Linked DNA regions of Mus musculus: region 2 is linked to region 1. The links are chromatin loops, found by intact Hi-C in ENCODE. Cell type or tissue: gastrocnemius. All regions are shown on one strand.

Region 1 (8,000 bases):
TCTTTTAGACTTCTTAATGTATAAAGACTGCTCTCTTCCTCTCTCCCCTTCTTAGTTTTACAGCTCACACACAAATGCACAGACATGCAACTACACGAGCACATACACATGCAACTTTAAGTACTATTCTGCATGTCAGAGACAACATAATTGGCATTTCTAAACTTGATGATGTTATTCTGAAGGGAACCCACCCTCTATACTGTAAGGCCCCCAACTTCTTGTTTCAGTTAGAGTAGTTTGTCCCTCAAGGGAAAAGTCCCCAAGGCAGTCATTTTGTACTGCCCTTCCTGTACGGGTTGTGCCATGCACAAGAATACTTCGGCCTCACCTCTGCAGACCCTCCGTCAGACAGACTTAGCTCTGAAGTGAGGCATGCATCTTCAGGAAGCCTTCCACACCAAATGTCATTATCACAGGCTGTCCAGAGGCAGAGCTCTAGGAGACTGCGCTGAACACAGGATTTTTTCCCCCCATTGAAACAAATGGAGACTCTGTCTTAGTTTGGCTAAGAGAGGGGTTGGGAGAGGTTGCTCCTTCACTTCTGTTAAAAGATAGATACAAAAGTCAGTCAGGTTTTAATTGGTTGCTTTTTTAATGTTATTACAGACATGCCAGTACCAGTCTTAATCCTTACATATCTCCCAGGGATACCTTGTGCTTGATTTCCATATTAATGAGAATGACCTTATATACTTTGATGTTTCATTTTCAAAATAGGATTTCAGTAAGTGGCGCACGCCTTTAATCCCAGCACTTGGGAGGCAGAGGCAGGCAGATTTGAGTTCAAGGCCAGTCTGGTCTACAAAGTGAGTTCCAGGACAGCCAGGGCTACACAGAGAAACCCTGTCTCGAAAAACCAAAAACAACAACAAAGCCAAACAAACAAACAAAACAAGAACTTAAACTTCAATACTCAGTCTTAAACAATTGCGTATTTTGGTATCAGAATTTAAACTTGTCCAGTATGGCTATTGGATATTTGACTGTTGCTAGTCCAAACTGAGATGCACAACAAATACACAATTGCACTGGGTCAAGAAAACAGTGCATAGGGAAAAGTTTGGCACATTTCATTAACTTTTATATGAACACATGTCACAATAACATTTGAGTACACTGGTCCAAATAAGAAATATTAGAACCAGCTCCTCTTATTTCTTTTAAATGTAGAACACATGACCAATTTTCTTGATATCCTTGCATAGGGCTGTGTGCATCCTCTCTACCGAGTTCCAATTTTAGCATACGTGGTGCTGAAATGAACATTTTTCCTCTTTTATTTTTCTTGATGTGGCTACTAGAAAATGATGTAACACCTACATGATTGCATTATATTTCTACAAATTCCACACTCTGCCTTAATTGAATTTCCCCTGCCTGTGGACCCACTTTCCACTGGTTGCTCTAGTTGGTAAGGCCTCTGCTCTGTGGAGAAGCTTGTGGGAATGCGGCGGTGGCTTTGGGTCCTTTCCAGCCATCACCCCTGACTGAGGAGGGCCTTGGAACTGGCAGAATGGGGTGACACTTCTTTGGCTACTTAAGTGGCAAACCTCCAGTCTATAAATGTCTGTTTAGGAGAAATAATGTTTTTTCCAGTTTGTTTTGGTTGCAGTTTCTTTTACCTGAAGCTAATTAATCTTGTAGAATATGTATTCATTGTATCCTCTGTTCCTCAAGAGTGTCAGGCTGTCAGTTGAGTGGTATCTAATTTTAGAGAACTGTCTCAAAGAAAGCAAGGTGCCCACTGCTGTGTTGGGCATGTGTAGTACTGGTTGAAAAGCCACAAACGTAACAAGTTCATGGGCATCTGAAAACTGCTCCTTAACCTTGGGGTGTCGCCTGAGGTTGCTGTCATTTATCTGAAGACAAAGCTGTGCTGGTCTTCCTAAAGAGCCCGTCTGTTAACAGCGAGACCCTCACATCCACAGTATGCTCTGAAGTTGGGAGTAAACGCAGCTCTGCCTGCTGCTTCTGTTGTGGTGCAAATGTTTAGAGTTTAAACTGTTCTGAAATGAAATGGACCTTCATAGAAGGGAAGACTTTTCAAAAACAATTTATAACTTTCTCTTTTTATGACGATGAGCACTCTCCTTTTAGAGCTGCTAGAATGTAGCTACAGGTGAGTGGTGTCTGAGGGTCATCTTTAGGCCTCAGCTTCCCTCTCACCAGTATGAGGTTACAAGGCATTGCTGGAGTGTGAGACTTCCTGGTTTCCAGATGTCCTCATTTGCACAGTGCTCACTAGATAGAGCCCTCTGCAGGGCACTGCTGGAGGTTCTGCAAGTGACATAACCATATATGCATACATACATAGTTATGCATGAAATGGAATTGCTGCTTCAGCCCAGCACTGTTCACATTCTAACAGTGGGGATCAGGGGAGCCTTGGCAGCTTTCAAAGGGCAGGATTACAGAGAGTGAAGGGGCCTGATTGGATAAAGGGGCGGAAAGACCTCAGTTGCCTTATTGCACAAGTCACTAGGGAGCGTGATTACCATCCAGTAATGAGTTTAGGGGAGTGAAACCACAGGGCAGATTAGGAACAGACTCCCCCTGGCCCTTTTACCTAAACTAAGGAGTTTAGACCCAGATCCTTTGGTATTCTCTGGCATTGTATGTGGAACAACAAATTGAAATCTGGATTTGCCAAGGATACCATAAGGCACCCCGAGGAGTGGATGGGAGATCCTATTGCAGTTTCTACTGTTGTGTGGATGTAGGAGAGAGCAGTCTCAGCAAGGCACTGAAAAAGGACTAGGCTGGGGTGAGTTTGAAAGCAGGTTTTGGGGACTGGTCTTGTCATGCTCAAAGATAGCACTAAGGAAGTTCCATTTAAGTCACCTCACAGCCATGAAGTGACTGTCAACCACCTGCAGATAGCAGGGACAGACGCTAAGAAACTGTCTTAGGGACACAAAGTCAGTATTTGAAGGAGTTAAATATAACCTCACACCCTCTTACTCCAGGGCCCATGCTTTGCCAAGTACCTCTCCCTTGGCATGGAGGACGAGGAGCATGTGAAGTTCTGAACTGTAGCCTTTTGCATCTACCTGGGAAGAGGGGTGAGGGGGCGTGGTCCTCCATGCTGCCTCTTGCCTGGGCTCTGCTAGGTTCTATCCCCACTGCATGCTGAGTGCTTTCCTTGCCCAGCTCCAAAGGCCTATTCATCACTACCCACGATTCTGTGTTTGGTTTCCCTCTGCAGCCTGACTGCAGACCCGAGTTTGCCTATCTGTTGACTGCCTTCTTGGCTGCACCACAATGTGTAGCACTGTAAAATACCTGACCATGTGTTCCTTGCACCCCGACGGAGCCTGCGTTCATTTCACTACTGTCCTAACCACAAATGAAGGAAGGTAGTAATTTACTGAACCCAGAAACATCTGAAAATTCCTTAACCTCATAGCCTGTGCAGGTAGTACAACTTGGTACCATTTGGAGGACTGAAAAGGAAGAAAAGGCTAGAGGGCTGGAAGGAGGGCAAATAATGTCAGAAAAAAAAAGTGAACTTTTAATCAAAAAATCTCAAAATTTTAAAAATTTGAAATAAAGTTGAAAAATACTGAAGCATATTCCTGTGAAAATCATCTGTAGGAGAACAAATGGGGTGAAAAATTTGAACATTCACTGATGAAGAATTTGCCCAAAGCAATTTGTATGATTGCCCATTTTAGGTAAATTTACTAAGTATCACCTTTTCTAGTAACACAAATCCTAACATTTCAAGTGTACAAATGATTTAATTCATAGTATGTCAGCATGCCTGCTTGCCTTTGACCCTGCTGGTACTATACAGACTAGATATGGCTGAATGAGAAGTACCACATTGCAGAGCCTAGGTGAGCTGCGTCAACATGACAACAGTAACAGCATTTAAAATCATGTGTTCATTTCTTTAAATATCTGTAACATTATCCAAAAGTTTCATATATAGCACTTGGTTGTGACAAAAAATAGTAATGGTGAATTGGTGCTTTTGTTTTTGCTAAGCTCTCAGATTACTTAATTTTCTTCCAAAAAGTAATGACTTGGGATTTGTGGCTATACGTGACACACATATATAACCATAATGGGATTGTTTAGAGAATTTGACCATTCAACCCGGTAAGCATAAGGGAGCGCTCAGCAGGGCCTTGGGTTGGATACCTGGGCCTGCAGCTTGCCTGGCTGCCTAATGGCAGCCCTGAGAAGCCTAACCTGCGGGGCACCCTAAGTCTCACTGTCTGTTTTCACGTTCCCTATCCTGGAAACGTGTGCGTGGGGTTTCTTTGTTTTCCTAGCGCAGTGTGTCCCACAGCTCGCGGGCCAGTGAGTGACTAGGCACTCCTCCAGGGAGGAAGAGGGGAAGCAGCGACTGCGCAGCCGCGGGTGGGGAGCTCCCGGCAGGCACCGCGGTGGGAGGCCTGGCCATCGAGCCACGGTCGGGGCTGTGCAGGCCCCACCCCAGAGGGCTCACTCCCAAAGTTTCTGCTGACGCAGCCGCGCTCCCGGCGGTGCTCCCAGTTTCTCCGAAACCCTCCCGCGCCCTCTGCCTGTCCCTGGAGAGGAGTGCCGAGGCGAGGGCCGAGCGGCTGCCCTGTATCCCTGCTGGAGCCGTCCGCCCCTGAGGAAAGGGCCCTCCCCCACTGTAGCGGGGCCGGTTGAAACTTGCTTTGCAGAAAGAGACAAAGTTGTAGACTCCCAAAACCCAGAGTCTGGGAGGATCAAACAACACCCCCCCTTCCCCCTCCCGTAGGCTGGGCCATGGGGAGACCAGAAGGCCGCTGGAAAGTAGGGTGGGGTGGAGTGATGGGGTGGGGCCAGTGGGGCAGGCAGTGGGTGGGGCGCCAGGGGGCGGGCCTTAGGCCTAAGCTGTGCACCAAGACAGGCGAGATGGAGGGCAAGAGTGGCTGGAGCGGAGGGTAGGGCCAAAGGCAAAGACCCTAACTACATTTGTGCAGTACCAGTTGGAACCAAGTGCAAGGTTCCTTGATGGGAAAACTAATTCATAGCATTTTTAAATCCCAGAAAAAGCCTAAGCTTTTGTAGCGTCTCATCTCCTGTCTGTACCTTCTTAAATTAAAAAAAAAAAAAGTTATTTTATGCTACTGGGTGTTTTGCCTGCTTGCATGTCTGTGCACAGCGGCTGTTCCTGGTACCCATGGAGGCCAGAAGAGGGCATCATCAGATCTCTTGAAACTGGGATTACATATGACCTGGGAGTTGAACCTACAAGCAGCAGGGTTTGTTATCCACTGAGACAACTTTCTAGCCTCTACTACGTTAGTAAATGCTAAGAGGATTTGGGGGGAAAGACATTTCTGGAGAATAAGACTAATCTGTCTAGAAGACCTAAGGCCACTGTCTGCTCTCTGTTGCTCACCTTCTATGGTATAGCAGTGTAACCTTAGACCTTTCAAGTAACCTGCATGACACATACAAGAAGTTAGTCGACATACATATACCAGACTTAGAGGACTAATCAGCCAGAGCCTCTAGTTGATAAATTATTTCCACTGTGATCTGTAGCCTGAATGGTTTTTAAAGTCAATGCAGTTGGTACTATGAAGAGTGAATTATTGATAATCATTAACATGACGGATATTTCCTGACCCAGTAGCTTAATTTTGGAAATTTGACACTTAAAGTTTGTTACAAAGGTTATTAAAGAGACTCTGAGCAACAAGTGTTTTGCAGAATACATTTTGTTTGGGCTTATGCCTCATATTTACTATGCACGTGCATGGTATTTTAACACAAGTATGTTTATGATGTGTATACAATTAATATTCTATTAGGAAAGATTGTTATAGTATGGACATTGCTAACCTTGATTACTGCTGCTCACTGCTGCCATTTGACAAAGTTTAAGCTAAATAAAATCCAGTTGATTTGGACATTTTGTAAAGAGAGGTGAATTGCATGCCGGGGTATACTACTACACTTTATCCTTAAAAAAAAACCACCTAGACGCAAATCGCTTATCATGCACGTGTGGATCTGTTTGGGCTTGCATTCACTACATGAATGCAGTAACACCCAACATACTAGAAGAGGTTGGTGTGTGTGTGTGTGTGTGTGTGTGTGTTGGGGATAGTTTTCATTTCTATCGTGGGTGCACATGGGAAACACTGGTGTCTTCTTCAGTATCTTTGCACCTTAGCTTTTGAGACCCACAAAGCATGAACTCAGTTTTCTCCGGGGTTTTCTTGTCTCTGAAGCCCCCCCCCCCGCCCCCCCCCCCATACTTCGAGCACAAGCCTAGCCATCTCCCTGGCATCTGAATATGGGTGTGTCCTGTAGCTCAGGCCCCTGTGCTTGTTCAGCCGCCTCTTTACCAAGTAGCCATGGCTCCAGCCCTTCTTTTTAGGGTTTGAGCTTGTATAATGGTCATGAAACTGATGGGGTCAATAAGTTGTGGGTTGACAGGCATTTAAGTCCTTGGCTTTGTGAATACTGAGTTAGTAGAAAGACTTAATTTTCTTGTATCTCAGGAGGAATGGAAAAGCAAGCAGAAAAATTCTTATAAACGGATACAATTTGTAACAGTGCCTGTAACATAAATTTAATAAAAACAGCTTCCTTTCTCATCCCACCTGTATTTACTGTTACATTGACCCCATTGATGGAAACAGCCCAGAAATTATTGGTGTATCAAACTATGAACGTTATATGGAGCATCCTAGACTTTAAATACTAAATCAAAGAAGACATATCTGTTTGGGATATTTTAATCACTTCTATTTCTAAATGCAATTTCTGTGTATATTCTCTTATAGCATATTGTAAAGCTGCCTCTCTGATATCATAGTGAGTTTGAAATTATTTTGTTTCCCTGGTTCCTTGAAATTTTGGAAGAGCTAGGAAGCAAATGCATAATTTGACCGATTTTACATTCAAGTGTAGGCAGTTGTCTCAGATTATATTTTCAATTTTGAACTTTCCCCCCATTTTTAAATAGTGGCTTTGTATTACTAATAGTTGAGTGCCTCCCCCTCTTAAGTAAATACGGCATCAAGCTCACATTGCATATGAAATGTCTGTCTGTGCAGGCCTGTCAGTGAACTCGAGAGTACATGTTTAGAAGGTCATGCCCCTGACCTGGCCTCCTCAGTACTTACTCCTTTGTGGAGTTTGGGGTTTTTGCCCTCCCTACCCAAAAATCAGTGATGTGTGACTATACTGTGCCAGGACATAAGGTAGCTTTCATCAAAACAGTGATGCCTGGTAAGATGTGACACAAATGAACCTTAGCCCCAAGTGACCATTTCCTTCTTATGTTTGGTTATATATTGTCTATTTCAGAAATCTCACGCTTAACTCAAAGGCTATAAAAATTTGTTTGAATGCAATTGAGTCTACTTAATGTAAAGTGTTGACAGGGCTCCAGTGAGCAGACTCTCTGGTATCAGTGGTAGAAAACATTTCTCCTAGAGATTGCTTTCCAAATAGAAAGCCACTTGCGGGCACAAGCTTGGTACTCTTGAGTTCTGCATTGCACCTCCCTGATGTACAATAGGGGACTGCCTTTCAAACAGTGTAAATATAGCATTCTTTGAGAGCCTTTCTGTTTTAAGGTTTGAACTATAAAACTCGTGTTGTAAACTGTCTGAGAGTGACCTGGAAGAGGTAGTATAGATTTGTGCTTTAGACCTGAAGGCGATGTAATGTTCTCATGTCTAACCTTGAGCATACTGCTTAGTATATTAGCTATAGGAGTGTGTGTGTGTGTGTGAGTGTATGTGAGTGAGTGTGTGTGTGTGTGTGTGTGTGTGTGTGTGAGTGTGTGTGAGTGTGTGTGTGTGAGTGTGTGTGTTAGAGTGTGTGTGTGAGTGTGTCTGTGTGTGTGAGTGTGTGTGTGTGAGTGAGTGTGTGTGTCTGTGTGTGTGTGAGTGAGTGTGTGTGAGAGTGTGTGTGTGAGAATGTGTGTGTGAGTGTGTGTGTGAGTGTGTGCCTGTGAGTGTGCGTGTGCATGTGCGTGTGTGTTTCCTCATGGTTGACTTACTATTTTTCATGTT
Region 2 (8,000 bases), 410 kb before region 1:
GACCCTCACACTCGAGTAGCCTTAGCCTCCTCCAGGTTCCTTAGGGCTTAAGCTGCTCTGTCCCAGGATAGATGTGGGGACAAGAATTTACATCCAGCACTAACACCAGGTGGTATGCTTCGCCTCACTAAGATTTGGGGGCTGTACTGGACCGTCATCAAGTCGCCAGCACTGGAACCTCACCTCCTCCTGGGACTATGAAATGGTGACAATGGCTGCCTCAAAACATAAAGTGTCCACAAGAAACTACTGAGGAACTTGAAAGCATGTGGGATACCTGTGACCCACACACACACACACACACACACACACACACACTCACACATACACACACACACACACTCACATACACACACTCTCTCTCACACACACTCACACACACACATACTCACACACTCTCACACACACACTCACACACACACTCACACACACACACTCTCTCACACACTCTCATACACACACTCACACACACTCACTCACACACACACTCACATACACTCTCACACACACTCACACACACACTCACACACACACATACACACTCTCACACGCACACTCACACACACACACTCACACACACACTCACACACACTCTCTCTCACACACACACATACACACACTCACACACACTCACACACTGAGGAGACCCTCATTACTTAAGCCACCGTGGCTGTGGCTGTGTGCAGTCCTATGTAAGTCCCTATGCTGGTTAGAGATCACACTTGTAGTATTTCCTGGAATTTTTTAAATGTCAAAGGACCTAAAAACCCATGTATTCCTGTTTTCTGGGCAAATTCCAACCCTCTAGAGTTGGTTTTTTGGTTTTTTTTTAATAGAATGGTGCTTATCAGAGGGAAAACATCTGCTCCAGTTTCTTCAATCTCTAATGTATCTAGTCTGCCTTTGTAAAATAGGTATATCGCTAATGACTGAATTCCTGCCAAGGGAATGAAATGATTGTTTCAATCACTTATTCCTCTCATCGGCTTTGCCCTCTGAGGAACAATATCACACAACATAAGTATAATGGATGGGCCACACGTTTTTTCGTTTGTTTTGTTTTGTTTTGTTTCTTCTTGGTATCTTCCTCACTGGCCACCATCAGAGAGAGAGCCGTCCAGAATGGATGCGTTGTTTCCAGGGCCTCCACCTGAAGCACCACGCTGTGGCTTGTGATTGTAAATCTCTTTTTGAGAACTGTCCTTCACCAAGGCCCCAAATGCCAACCCCTGGAGAAGCCTCAGTGGAGCGTGACCATGCCGGGATGCGGCCACCAGAGGGCGCCGCAGAGCAGCACGCCCCCTCCAAAGACTCCCAGCCGCGCCCTCCCAGCCCGGCTGTTTATTGTCAAGAAGGGTGTTTTTTCAAAATCCGCACACACAGAGATGGTTTTCCTTCCACGTTTTCCCCTCTTATTGGTGTTTTTTGTTGTTGTTGTTGTTGTTGTTTTTCTTTCTTTTTTAGCATTTAAGTGATAACCAAATAGGATCTGCTCCTGTTGTTTACACAAGTAAACAAAGATGGCAGTTAGAATAGAATTAGGGTTTTTGTTTTTTGGGTTTTTTTTTAAGTGGAACCTGGGTGTTTAAGTGCTATGAGGAGGAGGTTAGCGGCCGAATGGGAGAAACCCTATACATTATGTTAACAGGAAAGAGTTCGAGGACCAGCCAAAGGTAGGCCTCTGGATCCGACTGAGCCCTACCTAGTACCTGCCAAGCCAGAAGACACCAACCAGGTCCAACAGACATACAACTTAGCTCCTACTGTCCTTTGGTCTCTCTCCCTCTGAAAAATAGCAAAGGAGTTTAGAATCCCATATTACAACCTATTTATACCATATCTTTCAGGGGGGGGTGCATCTTACAGTGGATGTAGCATAATATGCCTCATTTTAACCCCAGTGGTGTTAAGTCTGTGCAACCATTAACCACCACCCATCTCCAGAACTTCACTCTCATCTCACGCTGAAACCGGGAAGCCAGAAAATGCTCCCGGTGACCTCCGTCTCCCTCTGTCCCAGCATGTCTACCCTAACCTCCCAGAAGTACAACAGTACCGTACCTGCCCCTTTGGTGAGTGACGTCATCATTTATTAAAGCTGTTTTTCAAGGTGCAGTCACGCTGTAGCAAGATGTCAGAACTTCATTCCTTCCGTGGGTGAGTACTCTTCTAGCACATTCTTTCTGGTAGCCAGAAGAATGCAGAAAGCAAATCGGAGAGGCCGCCCTGGCCCTTGCCTTTCAGTTGAAGAGTCTAGGCTTTCCCACACAACACAGGGCAAGGAGTCACAGTCAGATCTTCCTGTTCACAGCCACAGCCCCCTCCCCTGCCTTGTGTGGGGTCCTTGGCTAACACTCCTTCAAACACTGACATAGACAGGTGCACCTTTCTCGGCAGAACATCTAATCCACCCCTCCCGGCCAAGCACCTTGTGATCCCCAAACCTGAGACTCAAACTAGGGCATAAACCAAACCTGGAAGAGCCAGCTAGGGTGTGTGCGACTTGGAGAACTATACAGACCCTTTCCAAGGTTCTTACATAGACCAGACAAGCCAACATCCTTTGGTCTCTATATCTCACTTTGCCCAGGGGTTCTAATTGGACCACAGGACTCAAGCCTGGGCACTCAAAGAAAAATACCATGGCTGTATTTCCTTCAAAGTTCTCTGCAATGGATATTCACAGAGGACCATGGTTTCTAACAAAGGTCAGCTGGAAGGACTTGGGGTTCGCTCATGGCCCTATCCTGTTAGTGTTACTGAGACGATCTGACACTCTCTAAAAGCTTCTTATACGTTGTATTCTTTTGTTTTGCATCTGCTCCGTGAGGGAATCAGGTTTTAAAGACACTCAGCTGAGATGCCCCAGCCAGGACTCCTGCCCTTGTTCTGTGACCTCAGAGCCCACGTTTGCCACAGCCTGGCTAAATCACTCCACGTTCAATATTTTCCCCTCCCACGGGTGGAAGCTGTAGAGGGATGTAGTCTTCCAGCCACAGGGGGAACTACCTTTGCTCTGCTCAGCAAACACTTCCTTTGTGCTCTCCAGACAGATGGTTTGAGAAATGACAAGTGGTTTGAGAAATGACAAGAGGATACAGCCCCCTGGAATTCACATCCAAAAAATAACTGGGGGGCTAGGGAGGGGGTTGGTAAAGTTACAAACATGAAGTTGTTCCAAGTTCAAGACCCAGCATCTACATTAAAAAGCCAGGCAGAGTGGTACACCCTTGTAAACATAGCACTGGGGTGGGGGGTGGCTAGGACAGCCACCTTGCGAGGGGGGGGGGGTCCCTGGAGTTCAGTGGCCAATTTGCCTGCTTAATCACTGAGTTCCAGGCCTGTGAAAGAACCTGTCTGAAAAAACTCAAGGTGAAGAGCCCCTGAGAAACCACACTGTGTCTGACCTCTGATCTCCAAAAGTATGCAAACCTACACATACACACACACACACACACACACACACACACACACACACACTAAAAAATATTAGTGGTGGGGGTAATCAAGTTATATCTATAGATGTTGGAATAAGCTGAGATTTGGGCTATATAGCTGTTTTCTGGTATGCTCTGAGAGAATTATTTGTGAGATATCATTCAGGTGGACTATCAATCACCTACATTCTTAGTAACATGTTAAGACCAAACATCTCCACGCTTGCCTCATTGCTGCTGAGACATCTGACGTTCCAAGAGGTCTTGTCCCTTGTTCCAGTAACTTTAACTGTGGGTTGGGGATATTACCTGGGGAAGGAAGGGAGCAGTCAAGACTCTAGCCATAATGTGTTTTACAAACACACGGAGTGTTTGCAGAAACTATCCTTACCCTGGAACCACTGTGGGGAACACAGCAGGAAGCCTGGGTCCATCTTGTTTTATATTCTAAACACTGAGTGCCCTTGCATGATAATAATTTATAGAAAATAAAGCCATACTCAAAGAATGCTGTGTGCCTAAAAAAGGATTAAAGCCTGTCTCAGTGGGCCAAGAGCTTTTTGCAATTACAGCTGCTCCCCATCCTGGGCCATATTTGCCAGTTTCAGAACAAACTAGAGCTGTTTGTGTTGGGCCTTGGTCTGGGGAACCAATAGACTCGGGGTGGAAGGCGACAAGGACGTTTTCTCTCGTTTTCTCTTAACCTGAGAAGACTTGGGAAGAGGTGTTCCCCGTGAACAGTGTTGGCTTTCAATATCTCTGTACCCTAAGAGTTGGGAAACGAACTCTCAGAGCTAATGCCCACTGTTACTCTCAGGATAGCTCTTAGATCACATTCTGAAGGAAGTTGAGGGCACAGGTAGAGAAAAAATATTAGTGGTGGTGGTAATCAAGTTATATCTAGGGCTTGCTGGACTTAGATTTTGGAATAAGCTGAGATTTGGGCTATATAGCTGTTTTCTGGTATGTAGAACTGAACGAGGCCAGATATGACATCCCTACATGGGTGGGGCCAAGGAATCTCAAACTGAGCGTGCTCAGACCTAGCCCACGTGGACAGAGATAGTTCTCTATTTCACCTTTGAAATACTGACTCTCTTTTCTCCACCTCCTCCTTTATCTCTTCAGCCAGGGATCATCACCTGCCTGAAGGCCTCTGAGCTCACTCCTGGCCCTTCCACCCACATCAGTGCATCTCCGCACTCCCCACAGGTGCCTGAAATGCCTGCTCTCCTTTAAGCCTCTTTCTCTTGGCCCTAATCCTGACTCCTTGTCCCTTGCTTACTCAAGCTCATGGAGACCTGCTGTCCCCTCACAGAGGCTGGGCCTTGGCTCCGTGACTGTGATCAAAGACAGCAATCAGGATCATCTGGGGCTCTTTGGCCTCTGATATGAGAAAGGCATGTCCCAGATTTGAGGGATGCCCTCAGCTAAGTCCCACAGTGAAGCCCTAAGGCCTGTGACTGCAGATGACATAGAGGGAGCTGGGACATGAGATAAAAACAGTCATCTGTCCCTGGGAAGCCCTGAGATTTTTTTGTTCTCCCTCCTGTTTGTTACACAGTGTTGCTGTGTATGACTGCTAACTATCTCATGAGGTTGCTTGCTACTTGTAGAGCAAAATCCAAGCTCCATACGCTGATACCCAAGCCTACTTTCAGCACCTTACATAGCCTTGCCTCACCACGTGAGGAATCTGCTCAGCTCTTCAGCCACGGGCTTCTGTTAAGTCAGTGACCACGTTAGACTTCAGCAGAAGAGCAGCTCCGATAAGCAAAGAACCCCTGACCCCTTAGCCAACCTGGCACCCGCCTGTTCTCTGCAGAGTACACTGGGGTTGTAGCTTGCAATTTGCTTGGACATTTGATTGCTATCCCTGCCGTCCTTATAATGTTTGTCATACTTGGGGGGGTTGGTGGTGGTGGTGGTGGTGGTGTGGGGTTTTTGTTTCTGTTTGGTTTTTGATTTTTTGGTTTTGTGGGTTTGTTTTGTTTTGATTTGGGTTTGTTTTTTAGATTTGGTTTGGTTTGCTTGCTTATTTAATGCCTATTCCCCCAGGCTAACAATGCACTCTCAAAGTCTCAAAGAATACTTGGTAATCCTTGGGTCCAAGAGCTAGCACGTGTACTGACTCATAGTAGGTCTTCAGTACACTTTGTGAACCAAAGGGGAAAGACTAAACACCTTGAAAGAGGGGTATGAAAACAGAGTAACTGTTAATTGTTCAACTGGTAATGTGCCGGGCCCCCTGATGAGATGCTTGCATTTAACAGAAGACAGTAACCAGGTTACAGTTGACTGGATACCTCTCTTCTATATCAGGCCACCTCTGTCTCTGGAGAGAGGTGAAACCATTCCATATTCCCGTGGTAGGTGGTCTGGGCGCAGAGGGCATGGGACATTTGGGAACATCTGGAGGCTTGCTGGGACCAGGGAGCATTAGAATGACTAAGTGGACTTCTGCCCATTCCAAAGGGTTCTCCACCTGGAAGAGTCTTGACCTTCTGATTTGCAAAGCATTTTCCTTGAAGGGGCAAGAAATGAAGAGAAGATATAAGCCCCAAGTAAAGGCCTGAAAGGGTCAGAGGCCATCTGTCTCCCCACGTTCTTTAGCTATGCCCCCCACCCAGTTGCTCCCTCTCACTGGCAATGTCCATTCTTCACTTTGCCACCTCTTCCATCCCAGCAACCGCCATCCCAGACACCACAGCCCAGCGTATCCTTTTTAAATGCCGCATGTCAGCTTCGTTCAGTAAGTAGGGGAGCACAGAGAGGAAATGGGACCCTCGTTTCCATTCGGGTCACAATTAAGTTCATTCAGCCTGCAGAATGAGATTACAGCATGGCACAAGTTTGTAGGGGAGAAGGGGGCTTCTCACAGAAACACTGAAATCTCCCAAGCTCGTCCTCAGAGCAGCTCTTGGTACTCTCAAGACTTGAGCCCTACAGTCCCCCCTCCAGGCCCATATTCTTAACCCCAGCCCCTTCCAAGACACAGATGGCACCAAGGCTGCATCGGTGTGAAGGAGGGATGGTCTGCTTTAGGCCTTAAACTGAAAGGATTACAACTTGAACTGGAATTTCATTGCCAACAAGATCATTTTTTCAGACTACCATGACAGCTCAGCCATGTGCCTTAATACAGCAGCAAGTTCAGTACCCCTAGAACCCACAAAAGAGCTAGGCACAGTGGCAGTGTATAACCTCAACCCTGGGGAGGTAGAGAGAAGAGGCTACCTGGGGCTTAGTAGGCAGCCAGGCTAGCCGACTCCCTGAGTTCCAGACCAGTGAGAGATTTCATCTCAGAAACAAAGTGGATGGCACCTGAGGAATTAGACCCAACATTGTTGTCTGGCCTCTACACACACACACACACACACACATACACACACACACACACACCTCCTTTTCCAGGGGTCCAAACAGGAAAAAAAAGGATAGCCTGTAAGAGGCCAGTGTTGGTTAGTGAAGATGAAATGGGTCAAAGGTCAAGGAAACAGAAGATTTGGATGAAAATTAGGTCCAACAGGAGCATCATGGCAGGGAGGGTACCACTAAGCAGGTTTGCAGCCTGCACTACCAAGGCAGCATGCGTCTTCAACTGTCTTCTCTTCCCCTTGGCAGTTGGGCCATTTCATTTTACTGATGTCACAGGCTAAGTTGTGTCTCCACCCCTATCCTATTAGCCTGCCCCATGCTCTTGTTGGAAGTCCCAATCACTGATACCTTGGAATGTGAGCCCTTAAAAAGAGAGGGCCTTTAGAAGAAAATTAAGACGAGGCCCCCAGGGTGGGCTCTAATCCTGTACATGTGGCCAAAGCTGTTATAAGAAAAGGTTGTAACACAGACACACAGAAAAGAGGCCACGTGAGGACACAGTCTATCTACAAGCAAAGGACTAAAAGCAACCCTGCCAACACTTTGACCTCAGCCTGCCAGACTCCAGAATGCTGTGAAATTCCTGTGAAGGTGCCAAGTGTTTGTAGCTGCCTGATTGGCCCCTATAGTATACAGCAATTTCTGTTCCCTCCCATCCATGAAGACTCAGAATGAGTGACGAGAAAGGACATCCCTGATGTTGTCCGGGCGACTGTCCACCCATCAGGACAGTACCACTGGGATGGTATAGTAGTTGGGCACATACAGCATACAGAGAGCCCCAAAGAGAAACAGTGATTGAAATGATTGGCTGGGCATAGCTCAGTGGATAGAGTGCTTGCCTAGCCTGTAGAATGCCCTGTGTTCTATCCCTGGCACTCTATAAACCAGGCATGGAGGTATGCCCTGGTAATCTCAGGCCTCAAGGAGGAAAGAGGACAGCAAGATCTTCCTCAGCTGCACAGTGAGTTCATGGCTAGCCTGGAACATTAAAAAAAAATGAGACCCTGTTCTTAAAAAAAGAAAAAGAGAAGGAAAAAGAAGAGGAAGAGGAGGAAGAGGAGAAAGAGGAGAAGGAGAGAGAGGAGGAGAAGTAGGAGGAAGAAGAGAAAGAGGAAGAGGGGGAAGAGGAGGAGGAAGAAAAAGAAGAGAAAGAAAATCATTTTATTTTCACAAAGTTATTCT

The links. Hi-C counts contacts between places; a loop is a spot of excess contacts. Peaks named below come from ENCODE experiments on the same cell type or tissue, not always from the same donor. Only the 100,000 strongest peaks of a DNase experiment are listed, where the experiment ranks them.
Region 2: a loop joins it to region 1, with 3 times the contacts of the local background. A loop is called at or near these places in 10 of 42 quality-filtered maps.

Annotation. Positions count from the first base shown.
Region 1 is chr17:5,185,455-5,193,454 of GRCm38, forward strand. The region is part of intron 4 of Arid1b (AT rich interactive domain 1B (SWI-like)); the gene reads left to right. Among named protein-coding and RNA genes, the nearest start is that of Gm34854, 35 kb to the right of the region's middle. In gastrocnemius, CTCF peaks have their summits at 2,264 (motif pointing left), 4,548 and 5,150 (motif pointing right); DNase peaks (open chromatin) are centred at 4,451, 4,775 and 5,134; H3K4me3 peaks cover 1,614 bases; H3K27ac peaks cover 3,663 bases.
Region 2 is chr17:4,777,099-4,785,098 of GRCm38, forward strand. No RefSeq gene overlaps it. Among named protein-coding and RNA genes, the nearest start is that of Gm34371, 14 kb to the right of the region's middle. In gastrocnemius, no CTCF peak of the experiment used is centred here; DNase peaks (open chromatin) are centred at 1,267, 4,745 and 7,422; H3K4me3 peaks cover 238 bases; H3K27ac peaks cover 1,148 bases.